2 separate regions of the Homo sapiens genome follow, and region 1 is linked to region 2. A link is a contact called in ENCODE Hi-C or POLR2A ChIA-PET data. All regions are on one chromosome and are shown on one strand. The core of a region is the stretch at or near the end of the contact, and the rest is flanking DNA. Distances in the headings are between cores, read along the strand shown.

What was found. A loop is a pair of places that touch in the nucleus more often than their neighbours do. ChIA-PET counts read pairs that join two places held with the same protein, here RNA polymerase II (POLR2A). Pooled maps may share reads with other maps.
Region 1: a loop to region 2 is called in a map of aorta, with 2.2 times the contacts of the local background. The contact joins two enhancer-like sites. A Hi-C loop is called at or near these places in 1 of 168 maps with a recorded cell type or tissue (aorta), 2 of 37 single-sample maps with no recorded cell type and 7 of 50 pooled maps. POLR2A ChIA-PET finds 5 or more read pairs at or near these places in 1 of 52 experiments (MCF 10A).

What each region holds. Positions count from the first base shown.
Region 1 is chr3:24,039,884-24,046,084 of GRCh38, reverse strand. No RefSeq gene overlaps it. Among named protein-coding and RNA genes, the nearest start is that of LINC00691, 60 kb to the left of the region's middle. Within about 2 kb of position 3,309, at least 3 of the 41 ENCODE cell types and tissues checked have a DNase peak (open chromatin) inside an H3K27ac peak, as active enhancers do.
Region 2 is chr3:23,997,485-24,003,387 of GRCh38, reverse strand. No RefSeq gene overlaps it. Among named protein-coding and RNA genes, the nearest start is that of NR1D2, 55 kb to the right of the region's middle. Within about 2 kb of position 4,272, at least 3 of the 41 ENCODE cell types and tissues checked have a DNase peak (open chromatin) inside an H3K27ac peak, as active enhancers do.

The DNA.
Region 1 (6,201 bases), core at 2,060-4,559, 44 kb before region 2:
GATCATAAATTTTGATCTAAAGTCAGCCAACTTGGCTGGGCTCACACACCTGTAATTTCAACAGTTAGGGAGGCTGAGGCAAAAGGGCAGAAGAGTTCAAGGCTGTAGTGAGCTATGATTGCACCACTGCACTCCAGATGGGTGACAGAGTGGGACCCTGTCTCTAAAAATAAATAATAAAAAATAAAGTCTACCAATTTGTCTGATGCTGCTTAAGAAGCAGAAAATTAAGGGTCATATTTTTTAAAGATTTCCATTTTTAAAAAAATGTATACAACTTTTAAATTGGAAGCATTAAAAGGATTAAGCTTCTCCAGTGGTAGAGTGTTCATGGCAAAAAATACAAATTTAAAGGATAAAATAAAACAATTAAGTGTCCATTATCTGTAGAATAAATGTAGAATCCTTTAGTCCCCAGGTGATATTGGAAGATATGAGCATTATTGGAATTTTTTAAGATTATCTGAATCGACAGATAATCTGAGATGATCTGTAGAAAAACAGAAACTCGAAGTATCTTTAATCACGGCAAATTAAAACCATTGAAAGAATGCACAACCCTCAGCCTTTATTGGCTTTACATTTCAGATGATCTTTCAGTGATTTACCATTGTTATCTCAGAGGCTTAATTTTTATGGAGTTTCTACTATATGCCAGGCATTGCCAATATAAAGATAAATAAATCTTAAGAAGAAAGAGTTTAGCGGGCTGCAGTTGCCAGACTTAGCAAATAAAAATACAGGATACCTTGCTAAATCTGAACTCAGATAAACAATGAAAACATTTTAATGTAACTATGTCCCAAGTATTACGTGGAACATTTATTCTAAAAAAAAAAACGATTTGTTGTTTGTCTGAAATTCAAATTTAACTGGGCATCCTATATTTTATCTGGAAATTCTAATTTAGTCCTTTTTTGTCTGCAATAAAAGGGCTTTAGCCAGAAGACATTTTGAAAGCAAGTAGTAAAAGAAACAATTATAATCTATGTTTTGCCAACTCTTTGTATTGCTCTCAGTTACACAGGACAGAATCTAGTCACTCTAAACAGCCCTTGATCAGGTAACCTCCCTAGTCATATGTCCTGATGGCACACTGTACTTTTTCACAGGGATACTGTCGTATTCGTCTAGGGTAAAAGCTAATCTGTCATAATAACAACAGTGGGGTGGGGCCAAGGTTGGCAAGGCCACACCCAACATAGCCTTGTCACATCTCTATGTCAGTTGTCTGCTTAAATTGTTACCATTTACCTGCCAGTGAGAAAGGAGAAGAAAAAACATAGAGGGGAGCCAGTTTTCATTGTAAGGCTGGGACCTGGATGTGGTGCCCATCACTTCTATGAGCCTGAGCTGATTGGCGTGGCCACTCCTAGCTGTAAGGGAGGCTGGGAACTACACTGCCCTCTCCAACTGCCTGCCCTGCTCCTGCTCCAGGATGCCCCGTGTTACTGAAAAGAAGAGGGTAAACGGGGATGGGGGCAATTAGAAGTCTCTGCCACTGCTTATCATAATGGTAACTAGATCCTTAGTGTGTAATTATTAATGACTCCCCTCCCCATCTAGACTGTAAGCTCCCAGAGGGCAGGGGTATCCAGCTAGTCCACCACTCTATCTCCAGGACCTATGACCCTTTCTAGAAACATTTCATAAATGTCCGTGGAGAGAAGAGAGGAAGGGGTAAAGCAAGAAAAAGGGAATGTCTTCCCCCTCTTTGCCCTCAACTCTTTGTGCTTAAACTAGAGCTCTATGAGGCCCTCCCCTGGCTTCTGCCCACTGCTCTCATCTGAGGATTCAGCTCTGCTCTACTCTCCTCCCTCCCTGTCTCTGGGTCCTGGAGGACGGCTTCTGCTCTCAGCTACATAGGCCCAAAAACACTCTGTGTGTCTCCATCTGTCCACATGGGCACTTGGCTCACACTCGCCTGGCCAACGAACAGTATATACCTTTGCTATAGGACTCTCCTCCAACCATCTGTTTCTCATTTGTTCAGCCTCAGCATTGTGACCCCCTCAGTAACACACGAGATTCTAATTCTAATTTTGCCACAACCTCCAATGAACGAATGTTCCTCATTTTGAAGGGACTGACAAGAGGCTCCAATTGGCATTTCATGTGCCTACATTCTATATGGGGTGGAATTTTCCAATTGCCTAGAACAGCTGCAATGACTAAGATTTGAGACAAAGTTTGACTCTTTAAAACATCATACAGCTTAACAGAGAGAGTAGACATTTGGAGACAGCTGTATGTTCACCTACCATCTCAACCACTTTTTACCTGTGTGACTTAGGAAAAATTACTTAACCTCCATGAATCTAGATTTCCTCATCTGGAAAACTTGAATAAAATGATACCTATTTATAGGGTTTTTGTGAAGATTAAGTAACATACATGTTTTATTTAATGTTTGGTATTATGTGAGTGTGATGGTTGTTTTTTTTAATGGCCATAAATCCCTCACACTACTCCCATTAGAAGTGAAATATATCCCTTCTCCTATTGACTTTGGGTGGGCTTATGACTGCTTTAAGCAGTAGAGTATGATAGGAGTGATCTCCAAGGCTGGGGCAAAAAAAAAGCCTTTCAGAGCTGCCTGGTCTCTTGGAACCCCTGCTCTGGGAGGAGTCAACTCCCACACCAGCAGCCTGACTAACCTAACATAACCGTGATGGAGCGACCGCCTGCAGGTGCTCCAGGCAACAACCCCCATGGAGCTCCCAGTGGACAGGCAACGTAAATTGCCAGCTGGCCACATGAGTAAGCCAGCTTTACATCCAGCCCAAGAAAGCCTTCAGATACTTAACATCAGACTGCAACCCCAACAAGAACCACTCAGCAAAGCCCCTTCTAGAGGACTGGCCCACAAAATCATGAGCAAAATAAAATGGTTTATACTATGACATGTTGGGTAGTTTGTTACACAGCCGTAGTAACCAGAGCAATGAACAATAGTAAATGGTAGCATACACTAATATGAACATAGTTTCCAAATCGCATAAGTCCTAGAATCAGGCCTTTCACGTTCCAACGTGTGAATACTGGGGGGCATCCCAGCTCAGCACTGTCCTGGCTGAATCAGTCTACACTTATAGTGACCGCTCTTCAGAGCCTAGTTTCTTTCCATTCTCTGCTAGGTTTCCTGTCTAACTTCTAGATCAAGAAAGTCTGGATAAACTTCAGATAAACACTTTAAAATTATTTCCTGGAAGCTCACCAAACTGAACATGTGAATCCTCCCCAGTCTGCACAATTGAAAACAAGTTATATAATTTCTGTTTCTCAAGGCGGAAAGGGCTGTGCAAGACTGAGAACACTGGGACTGTTGCCTGTCGTCTGGAATCACATTTTAAATAAACAGACAAAGTGAACTGCATAGAAATGATGAAGAATGAAATGGCAGAAATAGAAATTAAAGAGCAATGGGGACTACAGAAGCTATTTCTGTCTCTCACTGAGAATTCCTCATGGCTTAGGTTAAATGTTTATTTCTAAGGGAGTGGATTATTTTTAATGTCTGAACAGAACGCCTCCATGACATCCATTATTTCAAAATGCCTAAGACATGCTTCTCAGATCTAAACGTCACCGAAGGATTGAGGAGCAGCTTGAGGCTCACGCTAAGTGCGTATGTTTTTCTTTCAGCTATTTGTTCCATCAGCTATCTCAATTATTTATAGAATTCATTCTCCAATGAGGAAGTTATGTTCCGTAGAGACTAGAATTATTTTAAGTTCTATTTTTCTCCTCCTGTCTGCTTTCTTCACTGGTCAACACTCTCCAGTCCATCTATTTAGGACAGTTTCCTCTGGGATGGCACTTGAAGCTTATAGAAGACAGAAAAGAAACAGATCAGATTTGAACCTCACAAATATGATATTTGTGGTTGTGTCTTCTCCTTCTAATCCATACTTTCCGGATGTCTTGTGGCATATTTAAGAAACATTTGCAGATGTGTAAGTATTTTTAAAAACATTCAGGATCCTGAAATCATTACAGCAATCACTTTAAAATAGCTGTATGAATATCTAGAAAAATAAAATTAGATTGTTAGTGCCCTAGTGTCTTGGTCCCCAAACTTTACTGATTACTGGAACCACTCAGAGAATTTATACAAATGCAGATTCCTGGATTTTGTCTCAGGAAAATGGAATCAGACTCTCTGGGAGAGGGGCTAAAGAATTCATGTATATTAGATGCTTTCAGGTGATTTATGGCTGGCCAGCTTTGGTAGTCTTAGCCCAACTGCACCTATGCCCTGCTAGAAAACCTCAGGAGGAAGGGGCTGTCAGCAAGCAATGTGTGGGTACTAGGGGAAGGTCCACCATTCACCCAGACTCTTCCAAGTGCCTAAATAGGGCTACGCAGGCCCTCCTTCCATTTATTCAAATAACAAACATCTTTTAGGAGTCTAATATAAGTGAATTATAAGAAGACAGGGAACAGAAGAATACGACATTCTCTGCCATCAAGAAACTCAGAATCTACTCACTCAGTCATTCATTCATTCACCAAATGTTTATTGAGCATCTGCTATATACTATTCTAGACAATCAAGATACAGTAGTAAACGAGCATAGTTCCTGTCCTCATGAGATATGGTATTTAACACAATTTACACCCCTGTTTTAAGAAGATAAACAGGTAACCTATAAGCTTGGCTTTGACCATTGCATTAGGCACCTCTTTAGGCAGAAGCAATACCTAATTTGCATTAACCTGAGCATGAGTGCCTCCTTAAATTCTGCACCCTAGACACCTTACCTGCCTCATCCTAGTTCAAATCATGAGGTTCAGTGGTGTCCTAGATGGGATCACAGCATGTGCAAAGGCAAAAACATGCTAATGTGCATGAAATGTTCCAAAAATAATGAATAATCTAGGACAGCTTAAGTATAGAATACAGGGGGTAGAGGAAGTGGCTGGAGATTTTACTGTGAATGAAGCTCCAATCTCCAGTTTGTGAAGTTCCTTGCATGCCAAATGTCTCCTTTCTGTCCATTTGATGATCATATTATCTATTTTGTATTTTAGAAAGATCACCAGGATGGTAATGTAAAAATGGGGTTGAGGGGGAATGGATTGGAGACCAAGAAACAAATAAAGTCGCTGTTATAGTAGTATTATAAAAGGGCAATAAATATTTGAAATGAGGCAGTGCCCTAAATGGAAAGGAAGCATTGGTATTCAAAGTTATAGGAATGTGGATGAGAGAAGAAAACTCTAGGACCACCAAAGTTGAGGAATCTAATTATACCCTTCTCTATAAGGATGAATGAGAAACAAACAGAGGTAATAAAGTAAATTTGCCTGTTTCATCCTTGACACTGCATGAAGGGAAATTGTTTTTGTTTTTATAATTCACTATCACAGACTAGCTCTCACATAGGCTTGTGGTCCAAATTCATACTAACTATGTGGTAAACACAACACCACACACACACATCCCTCAAGTATAGAAGTTAATTTAAAGTTACTCCTGGGTTAGCAGTATGCCAAGGCAAATGGAAGAAGCAAACACAAATCCTCACTGGAGTAACATCATCATCCCAGGCTTCAAAAAATTCTCGTAAATTTCCAAGGAAAATGAACAGCTCACAGTATAAAACGCCACACACAGAAACACTGTATTGCAAATGAGAGCCAGGAAAAACAATAGAATATATAGTCATCCCCATAAAGACTGCCAATATTGGAACTATACGATACTTTTAAAAAATAACAATATTTTATGTGGTTAAGGAAATAAGTCAATTTTGAAAATATGAACCAGAATGGAGAAAATAAGACAACTTTGAAAATACGAACCAGAATGCATCTGAGAGAGACAAAGAGACAGAAACATAAAATAGTGGTTTGAAAGCTTAGAGGATAGTCTAGAGGGTCCCCCATGTGTCCAGTTAGAGCTCCAGGAAGAATTAATAGAAGGGGGAGGAAGTACTACTTAAGGAAAATATGGCTGAGAATTTTCCAGAACTGTCAAAACATAGCAACCCTTACATCAAGGTCATGTTGTTTCTTAGAAATTCTCACTGAAGGACAGGCGCAGTGGCTCACATCTGTAATCCCAAAATTTTGGGAGGCCCAGGTGGGCGGATCACCTGAGGTCGGGAGTTCGAGACCAGCCTGAGCACCATGGAGAAACCCCATCTCTACCAAAAATACAAAATTAGCCAGGCATGGTGGTACATGCCTGTAATC
Region 2 (5,903 bases), core at 3,023-5,522:
TATAGCCAGGTAACAAGTACCTGCACATGTAGCCCCTGAATCTAAAAAAAGAGTTTTTTTAAACATGACTTAGAGCAAGCAGACTTCCTCCATATTTCCTGTACAAGCCATGGGTAGGGTTGTGGGGAGGGTATGCAGTAACTTTTTCTTATGTTTGAGAGACCAGGAAAGAGGACTTGTAAGTAGAGGATGAATGAGGAGCACCCTTGATAGATCTTAAAGTCAAAAAATTAGAATCTGGCACAATTCCATGTACTTTATCCATTTAGTCAATGAGCATTTACTGAGCACCTACTATGCTCTAAGTGCCACACTAGAGGCTGAAGATGCTGAGAAACTACAATCTATATCCTCAAGAAGCTTACGGTTCTGTGGAGTCAGGGGGAAAAGGAGGAAGCATAACTCAGCAGATGAAGGAGCCCTTAAGTCAAACTGGTGGAAACCCAGAAAGTGTCCCAAGGGAGATGGTGGCTGAATTGCACCTTAAAAGTCAGGCAAGTAGGAATTAACCAAATGAAGGTATACAGATTGCTACATTCACTCATGGAGTAGTAACTGGTACAGGACATACCCTCCCACTATAAACATCTAGAAAACTGGGCAAAATATATGACATAGTTGGCCCCAGGCAGAGCGGGACTGTGATACCTGAGAGAAGAGAGACAAACAAGGGGAACCCTCTCTACAATTGCCCTAGGTTTCTGCTTGGAGGCCATTCATGGACCTTGGCAGAGGGAAAGGAACCCAGATAGAACCTGGAAGACTCACTGAGTTGAGTAGACAAAGATAGGCATTTGGGGAGTTTGATGGTTAAGTGTTTATGTGTCAACTTTACTGAATTAAGGGATACCCAGGGATCTGGTAAAAACATTGCTGGCTGTTCCTGTGAGGATGATTCCAGAAGAGACAAGCATTAGAATCAGTAGACTGAGTAAAGAAGAGCCACTGAGGTGGGCATCATCCAATCCATTGAGAACCCTGATAGAACAAAAAGATGAAAGAAAGAACGGCAATTCTCTCTCTCTCTCTCTCTCTCTGTGTGTGTGTGTGTGTGTGTGTGTGTCTTTCTCTCTCTCTCTCCTCTCTGTGTGTGTGTGTGTGTGTGTGTCTCTCCTCTCTCTCTCACTGGAACATTCTCCTTCTCCTGCCCTTGGACGTTAGAGCTCCCGGTTCTTGAGCCTTCAGACTCTGGGACTGATACCAATGCCCGCCTCACTCCCAGACTTGGGCTGGGAGTTACCCAGTTGCCTTCTCTGATTCTCAGGCCTTTGGATTCAGACTGAACTATGCTGCTGGCTTTCCTGGTTCTCCAGCTTTCAGGCAGCATATCACGGGACTTCTTGGCCTCCAAAACTGTGTGACCCAATTCCCATAATAAATATACTTTTATATATCTCTGTATATCCTATTGGTTTGGTTTCTCTGGTGAGCCCTGACTAACACAGGGAGGCTAAGGTAGCTGGAATTTATTGGCCAGCGTACCAGAGAGGAGGGAGCTATACAGAGAAAACTTTACAGAAATCTGCGCAAGGTTCTCCTCAAGTGTTTGACTGAATACTAAGCCATACACAGTTAGGGCAAAGCTCCATGAAGCCAAAAAAAAAAAAAAAAAAAAAAAAGACAACTTGACAACTTTCAGGTAGCTCTGAGATGAACATTCTCAGAGCCCATTTAGGGTTGAGAGATGTTTTGATCTCCTCTCGGCCAAAGTAGAGAGGACTCACTGAATACAAGGGCATTCAGAGTGACCCCAGAGTGTCACGCCTTAGTGGTAGAGTAAAAGCTACTCTGGACCAGACCTAACAAGCTGAAAATCAAGCCTAGAGAAAAATCAAGCTGATCTGCAAGTAAGTTTACTGCCCACCGAAACAAACTTCAACACTACTTAGACAACAAAATCCAAACCCTCAACGAAATATCATTCATAATGTCGACATCTAATTTAAAAATTACTAGACATGCAAAGAAGTAGGAAAATCTGATTCAAACCAGGAGAAAAGTTAGTCAATAGAAACAGAATCAGAAATAACAGAGATAATGGAATTACCAAGTGAAGGTGTGTGGGAAGGCAATAGAATTCCAAGCCAAGAGAGTATTGAAATACACAAGCCTTCTGGAGTATGTCCAGTTTCTTTTGGTTGCACTGGTGAGAACAGGTTGCACAGGACAGGCACCCACTACCATCAGATGGGCTGGGTGACATGGGACAAAGGTAGAAGTAGGCTCTTCTGGAGAAACTTGGAAGACTAATGTAGGTCCCGTTAACTGACAAACAGAATGGCTGCCTTCCTCCCACTAAGGTGGTTCAAAGTCCCTGGGACAAGCCAGAATTTGAGTGTTTCTGTCCTAATCATAGTTTTCTCATTTATTTCTAAGATGAACTTGAATTAAATACTTGCATTTCTAAAGAAAGGAAAGGGAGCTGAGCTTTAACGAGCACTCACTATGCACCAGCAACTATACCCAAGCACCCTCAAATTCATTACTTAATCCTTAGACCAGTTCTGAAAGACAGGTACATATCTCTTTAGAAATGGAAACTGGACAACAAATTAAGGAACTTGCTTGTGTCAGTCAAGTAAAGTCAATTTGAACTGAAATCTGTGAAATTCAATGAATCAAACTGTGGTGAACATTTTGAAGTCCTCTTGTGTAGTGCCACCTTTGCAGTCAACATACTTGGGTTTAATTTTCAGCTTAGCCATTAGCTAGCTGTTTGCCTTTCAAAAGTTCCCAACCTCTTCAAGACTCAGTTTCTACATCTGTTGAGTGGGAGAACAAATCATACTTTGTACAGTCATGGGGAAGATTAAGTGAGAAGATTAAGAATGTAAAGAGCCATAGAAGCAAGTATATACCAGGTGTTCAACAAATATCTGCCCACTTGGTCCTCCTCTTCCTCCTCCTCCATTCATTAAATATCTGATTCTGACCATATATAACTGCAGGAGGATGAAAACCAAAGCCATAACCATAACCAAATCAAATAGAAAACTTTTTCTGCAAAAGTATGTCAGTGGTTCTCAAAATCAGATCCCTGGACCAAGAGCATTAGCATCACCCAGAATTTGTTAAAAATGTACATTTTATTACCTCACCCCAGACCCACTAAACCAGAAATTCTGAGAGTGGGACCCAGCAATCTATGTTTTAAGAAAGTTTGGCACCATTGATACACACCAATGTTTCCGAACCACTTGTATGATAGTTCTTTCATTGCATCAATTTAATTCATATATTACATAGACTGTGGCTAGGTCTAAACAATCAATCTAACAATTGCTCATTCTCTTTTGTTTTATAGAGTGCCTTCAGATTAACTTATTCTGATTAAATCTCTCTCCAGGAAAGAGTAAACCAAGTAAAATGGTGTTACATTAAAAACGTTACAGAAAAAAGACTAGCTAAGCTATTTATGTGATACAGAAAGATAAATGTAGAGAAGTTCTTCTTGAGAAAACTATTTTAATGGCCAAGTAGAGAGAGTGAAGCCTAAATTGGAAGCATTATCCCTAATCCCAATAGCAGGTTAGCACAAGTGACCCTTCAAAAATCCAACCATTTTCACAATAAATACTTTTTTCTTTTAATTTAGCTGTTTCTATTCCAATCCCTTTAACTAAAGTTTAATTACTAATTCAGCTGTCCTGTATTCCTGACCTGAAATTTTTGGAAACTATAAGGCAATTTTGATTTAGAAACCAGGCACTTGTCATTAGGTGCAAACGTTTACGTGCTGAAGACCTCAAACTATTGAAAGTTACAAAACAAGAACTGGGTGTGGGTTGGGCAGCTGAAACCAATTATGCAGATTTGGCATCTAAAGAAAATGGTACATCTGAATACTTAGAATGAGTCCCAATTATATTCCAGTTGTTTTCATTTTTTCCAATTGCTGCAACACTCCTCCACATCCCTCTCCCAGGGCGGTACTCCTCCATCCTTGCTTGCAGATGATTTCAATTGTTTTCCATTTTTTTAATCTTCTCTTTTATCTCAGATGCTTTTCCTTCCTTCCTCATTTCATCATTTTTTTAACAAGACAGTCATGCATCTGATGATTCTACAGATGCAGGGATTTTTCTTCCTGTCCTTGAAGTGACAGCTTGTCTTTCCCCTCAAGTGTCTTTGTCGCAATGCCTGATAAACTGTTTATTTTTCCTAACGGCTTTCCTTTTTAGCCTGAAAAACAAACATTAACCAAAAACCTCCTTGTTTCACTAAATTGTCACTTTCAATGCAATCCCTGGTGCTGGAGCGCCGCCTGCTGAGTAAATGAGAATTAGCAGGTCATAGTGCCTTTGGTTTAGCAGCAGAAAAAATAATGGGCCATTTTATCATCAACAGATTCTTCAGAAATGACTGACTGGTGTAACATTCTGGATATTGTTCCTTCCCCAACAATGCTGCTGAAGTCATTGTACATTATTTATAAGAACCCAAAGTATTTTTAAAACTGCTTATTTTAGGCTGGGCGCGGTGGCTCACGCCTATAATCCCAGCACTTTGGGAGGCCGAGGCGGGCGGATCATGAGGTCAGGAGATCGAGACCATCCTGGCTAACACGGTGAAACCCCGTCTCTACTAAAAATACAAAAATATTAGCCGGGCGTGGTGGCGGGCGCCTGTAGTCCCAGCTACTCGGGAGGCTGAGGCAGGAGAATGGCGTGAACCCGGGAGGCAGATTTTGCAGTGAGTGGAGATCAGGCCACTGCACTCCAGCCTGGGTGACAGAGCGAGACTCCATCTCAAAAAAAAAAAAAAAAACCTGCATACTTTAGCACCATCTACTAAAAACTCAGCAAAATGTCCTCCATAGAATAGGTGCTCAATAAAAACTTGTAGATAGCAGTTTATTAATATCATGTGAAAACATTTATCAAACTGTATTTCAGTTGTCTACTTCTCTTTCTCCCTAAAAAACCGTAGGGCTCCTTGAGGGGGAAAAAAACATACACGTTTTTTTAAAAAACCTATATATTGGCCGAGTGTGGTGGCTGACACCTGTAATCTCAGTACTTTGGGAGGCCAAGGCGGGCAGATCACTTGAGGTCAGGAGTTTGAAACCAGCCTGGCCAATATGGTGAAATCCCATCTCTACTAAAAATACAAAAATTAGCCGGGCGTTCTTGCAGGCGCCTGTAATCCCAGCTACTCAGGAGGCTGAAGCAGGAGAATCGCTTGAACCTGGGAGGCAGAGGTTGCAGTGAGCCAAGATTGCACCATAGAACCCCAGCCTGGGCTACAGAGAGAGACTCAGTCTTTAAAACAAAACAAAACAACAACAACAAAAAAGATATATTTCACTGTAGGTATTCAAAATACATTTGAAGAATACTGATTAAATAATTCTAAATATTTAATAGTCATCATCTCTAGCGCCCATTATGTGCTAAGAACTGTTCTAGCTATTCAACAAACATTTTCTCTAATCCTTAAAACCTGCCCGACAATTTTTGGAAAAAGCTCATCAGCTGTAACTTGACGTCCCAGCTGAACGCAAAACCCTCATTTCCAGGGCTTCTCTGTTACTCTGACACATTCTTTGCACCTGGTTTTTCAGAAGCTTACATTTTATTTTTTTTTTGTTTTTGTTTTTTGTTTTTGTTTGTTTGGTTGGTTTTTTTGTTTGTTTGTTTTTTTGAGACACAGTCTCACTCTGTTGCACAGGCTGGAGTGCAGTGACGCGATCTCGGCTCATTGCAAGCTCCACATCCTGGGTTCACAACATTCTCCTTCCTCAGCCTCCCAAGTAGCTGGGACTACAGGTGCCCGCCACCATGCTTGGGTAATTTTCTTGTATTTTTAGTAGAGAAGGGTTTCACCATGTTGTCCAGGCTGGTCTCGAACTCCTAACCTCAGGTTATCTGCCCACCTCGGCCTCCTAAAGTTCTGGGATTACA